Regions from separate parts of the Homo sapiens genome. Here region 1 is linked to region 2. The links are chromatin contacts, found by Hi-C or POLR2A ChIA-PET in ENCODE. All regions are on one chromosome and are shown on one strand. The core of a region is the stretch at or near the end of the contact, and the rest is flanking DNA. Distances in the headings are between cores, read along the strand shown. Region 1 holds the start of AFMID (arylformamidase). Region 2 overlaps SEPTIN9 (septin 9).

The links. A loop is a pair of places that touch in the nucleus more often than their neighbours do. ChIA-PET counts read pairs that join two places held with the same protein, here RNA polymerase II (POLR2A). Pooled maps may share reads with other maps.
Region 1: a loop to region 2 is called in a pooled map, with 4 times the contacts of the local background. The contact joins the promoter of AFMID here to the enhancer-like site in region 2. A Hi-C loop is called at or near these places in 1 of 50 pooled maps. POLR2A ChIA-PET finds 5 or more read pairs at or near these places in 2 of 52 experiments (H1 and Panc1).

Annotation. Positions count from the first base shown.
Region 1 is chr17:78,184,720-78,189,987 of GRCh38, forward strand. AFMID (arylformamidase) reads left to right here and starts at 2,643. Exons shown (of 11, transcript NM_001010982.5): 1 at 2,643-2,714. The coding sequence starts at 2,652. It overlaps TK1 (thymidine kinase 1), which reads right to left and starts at 2,333. Exons shown (of 7, transcript NM_003258.5): 1 at 2,210-2,333; 2 at 2,068-2,099; 3 at 336-446. The coding sequence starts at 2,275. RefSeq lists an enhancer at 1-447 and a silencer at 2,486-2,625.
Region 2 is chr17:77,397,133-77,402,106 of GRCh38, forward strand. It overlaps SEPTIN9 (septin 9), which reads left to right. Exons shown (of 12, transcript NM_001113491.2): 3 at 4,927-4,974. Among named protein-coding and RNA genes, the nearest start is that of MIR4316, 2.6 kb to the left of the region's middle. RefSeq lists an enhancer at 795-1,513. Within about 2 kb of position 3,624, at least 13 of the 41 ENCODE cell types and tissues checked have a DNase peak (open chromatin) inside an H3K27ac peak, as active enhancers do.

The sequences.
Region 1 (5,268 bases), core at 1,393-3,892, 790 kb after region 2:
TCCTCTGCACCATAGGACCCTTAGCAGCAGTGTCCCTGATTTCTACACATTAAAGCCCAAAAGCATCCCCTCCCCCCTCCAGTTGCAACAACTAGAAATGTCTTCAAACATTGTCAAATGGACCCTGGCGGCAAAATCACCCTCAGTGGAGAACCACTGGCTCCAGCCCAGGGAGTGGAGAGTGTGCGCTACCTTGCCAAGCACCTTGGAAAGTGTGCTGATTTGAATCATTCAATGTTCAAATGATTAACCATCCCCATTAAAGAGAGTCCTAACAGTGTGTCCTGTGCCTTGTGATTTTCCACTGGACAGGACTGCAGGGGGCAGGGACTGACCGGTCATGTGTGCAGAAGCTGCTGCTGTAGCGAGTGTCTTTGGCATACTTGATCACCAGGCACTTGTACTGAGCAATCTGGAAGCGACGGACGCGTCTCATCAACTCTGTGCTGCAAGAGGAGAGAGGGTCAGGTGAGGTCCACGGCGGGAGGAGTGGGAGAAGGAGACCCCTCCCCAACAAGCCTGGCTCCTCATTGTCCCTAGTGGTATGCAGACTGAGCCCACCACAGCCAGAAAAGAGCAGGGCAGAGCAGGCAGGGTATAATATCCCTACAAAGAGGGTTGGAAGTCAGAATTCTCTATGGGGAAGAGGTCCAGGAATGGTACTCAGGTGGTCCCAGGAAGTGTGGGAGGAGTAACCTTCTCCAAGATGTAGTGGGGAAGGCAGAAGCAAAGGCTACATGTAGAGGGAACCTGCGACTGCATTCCAAAGTAACCTCATCCCAGAGTTGTTCCCAGAGTTCAGAGTTTTTCTTTCTTTCTTTTTGGGGTGGAGTCTCGCTCTGTTGCCTAGGTTAGAGTGCAGTGGAGCGATCTCAGCTCACTGCAACCCCTGCCTTCCGGGTTCAAGAGATTCTCCTGCCTCAACCTCCCGAGTAGCTGGGATTACAGGAGGCTGCCACCATGCCCAGATAATTTTTGGTTTTTTTTTTCAGTAGAGATGGGGTTTTACCACGTTGACCAGGGTGGTCTCAAACTCCTAACCTCAAGTGATCAACGCACCTCAGCCTTCCAAAGCGCTGGGATTAAAGGCGTGGGCCACCACACCTGGCATACAGCTTTTCTAAATTAATTTCAGAAAGTCTTTGTGTGCAGCGTCAAAAGCACTTGCTTCTGGGTCCAAGAAGTCCAACTCTGAGCCACATCTTCCTGAGCAAGGGGTTTGAGCTGAAGTGATCCCCAGGGCCATAAAAGAATGTTGGGGCAGGGCATGGTGGCTAACATCTGTAATCCCAGCACTTTGGGATGCTGAAGTAGGAGGATTGCTTGAGACCAGGAGTTCAAGACCAGCTTGGGCAACATAGCAAGACCCCAGCTCTATAAAAATAAAATAAAATTAGCTGGGTGGAGGCGGGGGGGTGCACGCCTGTAGTCCCAGCTACTTGGGAGGCTGAGGTGAGAGAATTGCTTGAGCCCAGGAGTTTGAGACCAGCCTGGGCAACATAGCAAGATCCTACCTCTAGAAGAACAAAAACAAAACAAAAAGAATGGTGCGTGGGTAGTTTACTCAAGAAACTCACTAGCCCCACCCGGGTCAGGGAATGGTTCTATCACCTCAGGAGAGCAGAGGCTCCACGGCTTCAGACTCCTTGGTTTAGAAAGCGACTACGTTTCCTTGGCCTTAGAAGGAAACAGCCACATTGAATAGGGGTGTACAAAAAGGCCTGGCCTACAGGGGACACAACTGGTTGCCACCTTCTCAGAGGACTTGGTGGGGAAGACAGCTAAGCTGTAAGCAGCTGTCACCAGCTCCAGGAGGGAGTGGCGTCCACACAGGACGAGGGGCTTGGCCTGGGCAGAAGAGGGCAGAGACTTCCTCCTGGACTGAATTCAAGGGAGGAGCACCCCAGGCGGGAGCTGTAGGAGGCTGTGCTGGTCCTTCTAGGGGAAGGGAAGGGGAGGGAAGGGAAGGGGAGGGGAGGGGAGGGGAGGGAAGGGGAGGGGAGGGACGGGACAAGGGGTCCCCGGAGAAGAGGAAGGAGCTCCACCCCAGCCCCGCGAAGCCATTACCTTTTTCCTGAGAACATCGGCCCGAGAATCACCTAGGAGAGAAGGTGAGGTCATTTGAGGGCCCGCCCTGCGCGGATGCCTGGACACAGGCTATCACCACGACCACCTCATCCCCAGCCACGCGCAGGGCTGGCCCCCGCACCTGGATCTGCCCCCGGGTCTTGCTGGGGGAGCCAGGCAGCACAGTGGGCAGGTTAATGCAGCTCATTGCGCCTCCGGGAAGTTCACGAACCCGAGTACTCTCCAAGGCCGTCCCGCAGTAAGCCCCTGGTTCCCGCGCCGACCGCTTTAAACCACGGCGTGCTGGCCAATCACGAGCCGGCCCCGCCGCCATGGGGCCAATCAGCGCCCGGCCGCTGACCTGGCGGGAGATTTGGCCGCAGCCCGCCCCCTCGTGGGAGGAATCCGGGACGTGCGCCCAGGGACTGGGAGGGCCTGGAAATCAGGGCGATGGACGTGGCTGATCGGGGTGGGGCCTGGTCTGAGCCCCGCCTCGGTCCGCCCACCAAGTTTAAAGGGGCGGAGCGAGGCGGGGCTCTGGCCATATAAACAGAGGGACGCACGCCCATGCGGCTGTAGACGCCATGATGGATGTGTCTGGTGTGGGTTTCCCAAGCAAGGTTCCTTGGAAGAAGATGTCTGCAGAGGTAGGTGGATTGCAGGGAGGGACTAAGGGGCTGGGGCGGAGTTAGCTCATTTATTAGATTGGAATTCCAAGAAGGAAGCTTAGAAGCCGTCTAGAGCACTCCTGTGGGCATGCAGAGCGCCTAGTGCGTGCCAGGTCCCCAGTGCTTGAGCACCATGGTGTATTTTACCTTCTCCTAAGGATTTTTGTTAACCTGGTTTTCAGGATAAAGAAAATTGAAGTCCTGACTATGCTAATAATATCCGTAGACCCTGCCAGGCGTGGCGGCTCACACCTGTAATCCTAGCACTTTTGGCGGATCACGAGGTCAGGAGTTCGAGACCAGCCTGGCCAACATGGTGAAACCCCGTTTCTACTAAAAATACAAAAATTAGCCGGGCGTGGTGATGTACCTCTGTAATCCCAGCTACTGGGGAGGCTGAGACAGGAGAATCGCTTGAACCCAGGAGGTGGAGGTTGCAGTGAGCCGAGATCATGCCATTTGTACTCCAGCCTGGAAGGCTGGGCGATAGACCAAGACTTAGTCTCAAAAAAAAAAAAAAAAAAAAAAAAAAAAATCCATAGACCCGCAGGAGGTTAGGGGACAAAGTTCTGGACCTTGATCTGAGGTTACACAATGTTTTTGGGTCTGTGCTTATGTGGCACAGGCTGAAGGATTCAGAACAGCTGGTATTTACATTGGGGTTGTGAAGGTTAGAAACATACAGGCCGGGTGCGGTGGCTCAAAAAAAAAAAGAAAGAAAGAAAAGAAACCCATTGTATAATCATGATCATAAATAATAGCAACAAAGATGGTGGTAGTGATCACAGAGTGTGCCAGGTGTGGCTGTAAGGATCCTACAGGTAATAACCTTTCCAGGTACAGATTGGACAGATCCAAGGACCTCTGACAAAGAGCTCCTTCACTGGGAGGAAGAAGCAACCCACACTGACTGGCTTGCTTTATTTTACTCGCATGCTTTATCTCTTTTAACCTTGTGATTTGGATACATGCCTTCTTTTTTTGAGACACAGTCTCGCTCAGTCACCCAGGCTGGAGTGCAGTGGCATGATCTCGGCTCACTGCAACCTCTACCTCCCGGGTTCAAGTGATTCTCCTGCCTCAGCCTCCCGAGTGGCTGGGATTACAGGCACACTGTAGCTGGTACTACATGCCTGGCTAATTTTTTTTTTTTTTCTTTTGAGACAGAGTCTCGCTCTATCGCCCAGGCTGGAGTGCAGTGGCGCGATCTGGGCTCACTGCAACCTCTTCTTCCAGGGTTCACGCCATTCTCCGGCCTCAGCCTCCTGAGTAGCTGGGACTACATGCGCCCGCAACCATGCCCGGCTAATTTTTTTGTATTTTTAGTAGAGATGGGGTTTCACTGTGTTAGCCAGGATGGTCTCCAACTCCTGACCTCATGATCCGCCCCCCTTGGCCTCCCAAAGTGCTGGGTTTACAGGCATGAGCCACTGCGCCTGGCCAATTTTTGTATTTTTAATAGAGATGGGGTTTCGCCATGTTGGACAGACTGGTCTTGAACTCCTGGCCTCAAGTGATCCACCCGCCTCGGCCTCCCAAAGTGCTGAGATTACAGGTGTGAGCCACTGTGCCGGGCCTGGATAGATACCTTCTACCAGTCAGGAAACTGAATCTCAGAGACTAAGTAACTTGTTGAGGATAAAACAGTAAGTAAGTGAGGGAGGTCAGATGGCATTTGACCTCAGGCCTTGCCATGAGGCTGCCCTGACTTCCCATTTCTCATGATGGTTTTGAGCCCTTTCTTCAAAATCTGGTTCCTTGTTACTTTTTTTTTTTTTTTTTTTTGAGATGGAGTCTCGCTGTTGTCACCCAGGCTAGAGTGCAATGGTGGGATCTCAGCTCGCTGCAACCTCCACCTCCCGAGTTCCAGCGATTCTCCTGCCTCAGCCTCCCGAGTAGCTGAGATTACGGGCGCCCGCCACCATGCCCAGCTAATTTTTGTATTTTTAGTAGAGACGGAGTTTCACCATGTTGGCCAGGATGGTCTCGAACTCCTGACCTCAGGTGATTCACCCGCCTCAGCCTCCCAAAGTGCTGGGATTACAGGTGTGAGCCACCACGCCCAGTGTTTTGTTTTTTTTTTTTTGAAACAGGGTTTTGCTCTCTCAGGCTGGAGTGCAATGGCGCAATCTTGGCTCACTACAATCTCTGCTTCCTGGGCTCAAGCGATTCTCCTGCCTTAGCCTCCCGAATAGCTAGGACTACAGGTGTCCACCACCATGCCCGGTTGATTTTTCATATTTTTCGTAGAGATAGTGTTTCGCCATATTGCCCAGACTGGTCTGGAACTCCTGGACTCAAGTGATCTGCCTATCTTGGCCTCCCAAAGTGCTGGGATTACAGGCGAGAGCCACCGTGTCCAGCATTTTCTGTTGGTTTTTTTTTTTTTTTTTTTGAGATGGGGTCTCACTCTGTCGCCCAGGCTGGAGTGCAGTAGCATGATCCCGGCTCACTGCAACCTCTGCCTCCCTGGTTCAAGCTATTCTCCTGCTTCAGCCTCCTGAGTAGCTGGGATTACAGGCGCGCGTCACCA
Region 2 (4,974 bases), core at 2,374-4,873:
AGTGGCCCAACAAAGATTGATTCGCTCATGGTTCTGGAGGCCACAAGTTTGACATCAAGGTATTGGCAGGACCACACTCCCTCCGACAGCTCGAGGGGAGGACCCTTCCTTGCCTCCTCCAGCTTGCGTTGGCCCAGGCGCTCCTTGGCTCTGGCAGCATCTGCAGTCTCTGCTCTCATCACGTAGCCCTCCCCACCGTGTCTCTTTGTGTCCCAAGTCCCCTTCTGCCTTTCTCCTATAAGGACACCGAGCACTGGATTTAGAGCCCATCCCAAATCCAGGATAGTCTCATCCCGGGATCCCTAATCACATCTGCAAAGACCCTTTTTCCAAATAAGGTCACATTCGTGGGTTCTTGGGGTTAGGTATTAGACATGTCTTTTTGGGGGTCACTAGTCAACCCTCTACAGAACCTCAGACGAAAGTGAATCTTCACAGGCTGAAATGGGGGTGAAGGTCTAGTGCGTCCCTCCTCCTTGGGAGCTCCCTCAGGGCTTGTGCCTATCCTGTGATCCTGTGATCCAGCCTTTTTTTTGAGATGAAGTCTTGCTTTGTCGCCCAGGCTGGAGTACTGTGGCACGATCTGGGCTCACTGCAACCTCTGCCTCCCGAATTTAAGTGATTCTTCTGCCTCAGCCTTCCAAGTAGCTGGGATTACAGGCGCCCACCCCCATGCCTAGCTAATTTTTTGTGTTTTTAGTAGAGACAGGGTTTTACCATGTTGGCCAGGCTGGTTTCGAACTCCTGACCTCAGGTGATCCGCCTGCCTTGGGCCTGCCTTGGCCTCCCAAAGTGCTGGGATTACAGGCATGAGCCACCACGCCTGGCATTTAGTAGGTTTTGGTTGTTTTTTTTTTTTGAGACAGAGTCTCACTCTGTCATCCAGGCTGGAGTGTAGTGGTGTGATCATGGCTCACTGCAGCCTTGATCTCCTGGCCTCAAGTGATCCTCTCACCTCAGCCTCTCGAGTAGCTGGGATTACAGGCATATGCCACCACCCCTGGCCAATTTTTGTATTGTTTAGTGGAGTCGGGGCTTTGCCATGTTGCCCAGGTTTGTCTTGAACTCCTGGGCTCAAGCGATCTGTCCACCTTGGCTTCCCAAAGTGTTGGGGTTACAGGCGTGAGCCACCACGCCTGGCTTAGTAGGTTTTCTAGAAGCGCCTGAGGCCTGGTGAAGGCATGGTGTCATGGAGTAGAGAACATTCAACTCTGTTCCCGGGGAGCCGGAACACACCCCTCGTAGCCAATCTCAACAGTCATGACGTGGCCAGGATGACATGGGGAGGGGGTGGTGTGGACTGTGTGGGAGGCCAGCTCCCCGGGAAGGGGGCTGGAGTGGGCTTGGCTTTGAGGAGGATTCCCAAGAGGAGGAGGAGGCGGTGGCATGCTCGTTTGGGGGGATGGCGTGAGCCAGGGTGGGCACCTCTTCATTTAGGTGTCACCTTCTTGACATTCCAGCCGGGACATGGTTTCCTTGGGGAAGATGGACACCCCCAGAGTGGGGCATCTCCTGGGGAAGATGGACACCTCCGGAATGGGGCGCCTCCTGTTCTCACTGTTCTTCTAGCACACAGTTGTATTCTCTTGCAGTTCTGGAGGCTGTGAGATCTCCTGGCTGTTATCTAGAACAAACTCGCCTTTGAGCAGCGCCGTCCTGATGGTGGGGTGGCCCCTGCGGGTGGAACAGCCCCTGCTGTCTCAGAGCTTACTGAGAGCTAGTGGGCATGGGAGTGGTGCTGGACCGAAACACCCAGAGGGATCATAGAGCCAGGCAGTAAGCACAGAGGCCAGCTAGTGGGGAGGGAGGGACCCATCCATGAAAAGACACCAAGCATTGAAAGAGAGGAGAGGATGGTTGGGGACCGGCACACATGTGCATTTTGCGCAGATGGCCAAGGTGGTGAGGCGCCAGCCACGCAGACAACTGGAGGAAGGAGGAGTGCCCTAGGGGAGGGGCCAGCTCCGGTTCTAGAATGATCCGCTTGTGCACGTGGGCCTGGCTGGAATAAATCATTGCATCCGCACCGTAGACTCAATCGTAAGCTCACACCAGGGCAGCCTCTGCTTTGGTGCAGTGTCTTCGATCATGAGTTGGCCATGGTGGGGGTGACTCCAAGGGGACTCCCAAGGAGGGGGTTCACCGGATCTCCCAGGGAAGGTCATTTGTTTTCTTGGGTTGGACCTGGGACAAGGCCTTCTCCTGTCTAGTTTCTGTTCTCCAACTTGACCGCACGGAAGGATGCTGAGGACACCTGGAAGCCGGCCCCTGCTCTACAGCACCCATAGGACAGAGGCACACCATGTGGGGACAGTTTGGACAGTGCTCAGGAGGCAGGGAGCAGATCAGAGGACCGCGGGAGGCCCTGGGAACCGCACGAGGACCCAGGCATTGAGCTCTGCACTTTCTGGCATCAGCCCGATGTACAGTCTGGCTCTGTGTCTACCCCGTACTTCACTTTCCCCATCTGTACGGGGGCGGTAATAATATTCTTTACAGCCCAGGTTTAAGCGGGTGTAGATGTGATGAGCTTGGTAAGCCCATCTCATTACATTCAGTTCTGGGCATTGAACCCTGGACTTTCTGGCTGGTAGAAGTGGACATTCAACCTTTCCTTGGGGCCCTGGGGCTTCTGCAGAATCAGAACACAGCCAGCAGTTTGCATGCAGGGTGCAGAGGGACAGAGGGACACCATGTCGGGAGCCCACACCTGGCACACCCCTGACTCTGGGGCTCAGTGTCCTGCTGCCCTGCGGCCACGTGATCAGCTAGAGGTCATGGCTGGACCCATAGGCGAATACAGCCTGTGGATTTGATTTTGTTTGGCCCTGCGGTGTTTTATTTTATTTTTAGTTTTAGTTTGTGGAGACAGAGTCTCGCTCTGTCAGTCAGGCTGAGTGCAGTGACACGATCTCAGCTCTGCAACCTCTGCCTCCCGGGTTCAAGCGATTCTCCTGCCTCAGCCTCCTGAGTAGCTGGGACTATAGGCGAGTGTCACCATGCCCAGCTAATTTTTTATTTTTAGTAAAGATGGGGTTTCACCACATCAGCCAGGCTGCTCAGTGTTTTAAAAAGGGCTTGTTTTGCTTTGTGCCAGCATTTAAAGATCAGGAGATATCATATAAAGATCCAGATTTCTACTCTCTTGAGAAGTGAACAGCTCTGGCCACGCCGGGCCCATATCCTCTAGGGCAGTGACGGAGCTGAGACAGGGCCTGTGACAACTGAGAGTTCTCTGGAGTCCACACGGCTCCTTGCCCAGCTTCTGGTGGAGGTTGAGCTTAGTGACCCAGGATTTCGTCTGTGTCCACCAAGAAGGAGAGGTGCCTGTGGCTTAGAGAGGGCGCCCACAGGAGTGCCTTGCCCAGGAAGCTGGCAGCTGAGGCGGCCAGGGTTAGGGGGTTGGGCTTCCTCTTCCCCTCCCCAGTGCCTGAGTGCATTTGGAGGAAGAGAGACGGGTGAGGGGAAGGCACTGAAATTGGTCCTGGAGCGCTATTATTGGGGGCTGGGGACCAGCTGTCATCCCTTTTCCTGTGGGCAGGGGAGGCAGTGGTGGGATCCCATGAGACCCGGACTCTGTGGCCTGGTGAGGCAGGGAGCGGCTGGGGAGACACTGTGGGTCTCCACAGGGGTGCGCTGTGGGTCTGGCCTGGGGAAGGAGCTGGTGAATGTGCCTGCCATGTGGGTCCCTCCCTGCTCTGGCCCTGATAACCAGGAGCGGCTGGCTCTCATTTGGAGTGCGGTTGTGGGGACTGTGGAGGTGGCAGCTTCCCAGGTACCATCCCCACTGCCTCCGAGGGAGCAGACCCTGGTGGAGAGGCAGGATGGCTGCAGGGCGGGAGCTGGTGGTTGGCATCACTGCACGGGCTTGTAGTAGTGGATGGGAAGATGCAGGAGAGGCTGATGACTGAGAAAGTTGGTTCCTGTGGACTAAGCTGGGGGAGCCGGACAACCAAGTGGTTAGAACCTTGGGCTCTGGTATCAGCCTGATGTACAGTCTGGCTCTGTGTCTACCCCGTGCCCCACTTTCCCCATCTGTACTGGGGGTACTGGTATTCTTTACATCCCAGGGTTAAGCGGCTGCAGATGTGATGAGCTCGGTAGGCCCGGCGCCTCGCCGGCACTGAAAGCTCCAGTGTCCGCCCTTAGTGTCATTGATGGGGTTTTGTTCCTGCTGCGGTTCTGATTGGTTACAGTTGCGGTCACTTATTATTGGAGGCATGTCCCCCGCTGTGGCTGATGGTAGAGGTGTGTTTGCTGGTGGTGTCCCAGTGTGTGCCTTGGCTGGAGGTGAGGAGGGATAAAAACAGCCGCGACAAGAAGGAAATCAAGGCCGGGCACGGTGGCGCACGCCTGTAATCCCAGCACTTTGGGAGGCCGAGGCGGGTGGATCGCTTGAGGTCAGGAGTCCGAGACCAGACTGACCAACATGGTGAAACCCCATCTCTACTAAAAATACAAAAATTAGCCAGGCATGGTGGCCCGTGCCTATAATCCCAGCTACTGGGGAGGCTGAGGTAGGAGAATCGCTTGAACCCGGGAGGTGCCGCTGCACTCCAGCCAGGGCAACAGAGCAAGACTCCATCTCAAAAAAAAAAAGAAGGAAATAAAAGTCTTCTCTGGAACTAGAACGTTCCTATGTAGACGTAGCTGGAGGGGGAGGCTGTGTGGTTTGCGCCGTGGCCATGGCAAGACACGACGGGCAGCATCTTCCCACTCCAGCCTGCATCTCTGCCCCAGAACTCATGATGGTTCTCCTAGGATGGGGCTGTCCCTTCCGCTTGCTGAGACATGAAGGACGGGAAGAGACCCCCGGCCCTCACCGCCGCATCGCCTGCCTTCCTCTGCTGCTCCTTAGCAGGAAACATGCCGGAGTGTTCCCTAGCCATCCATTCACCAATTGCATCCCCTCTCTTTATTTTTCAGCCTTGAAAAGATCTTTTGAGGTCGAGGAGGTCGAGACACCCAACTCCA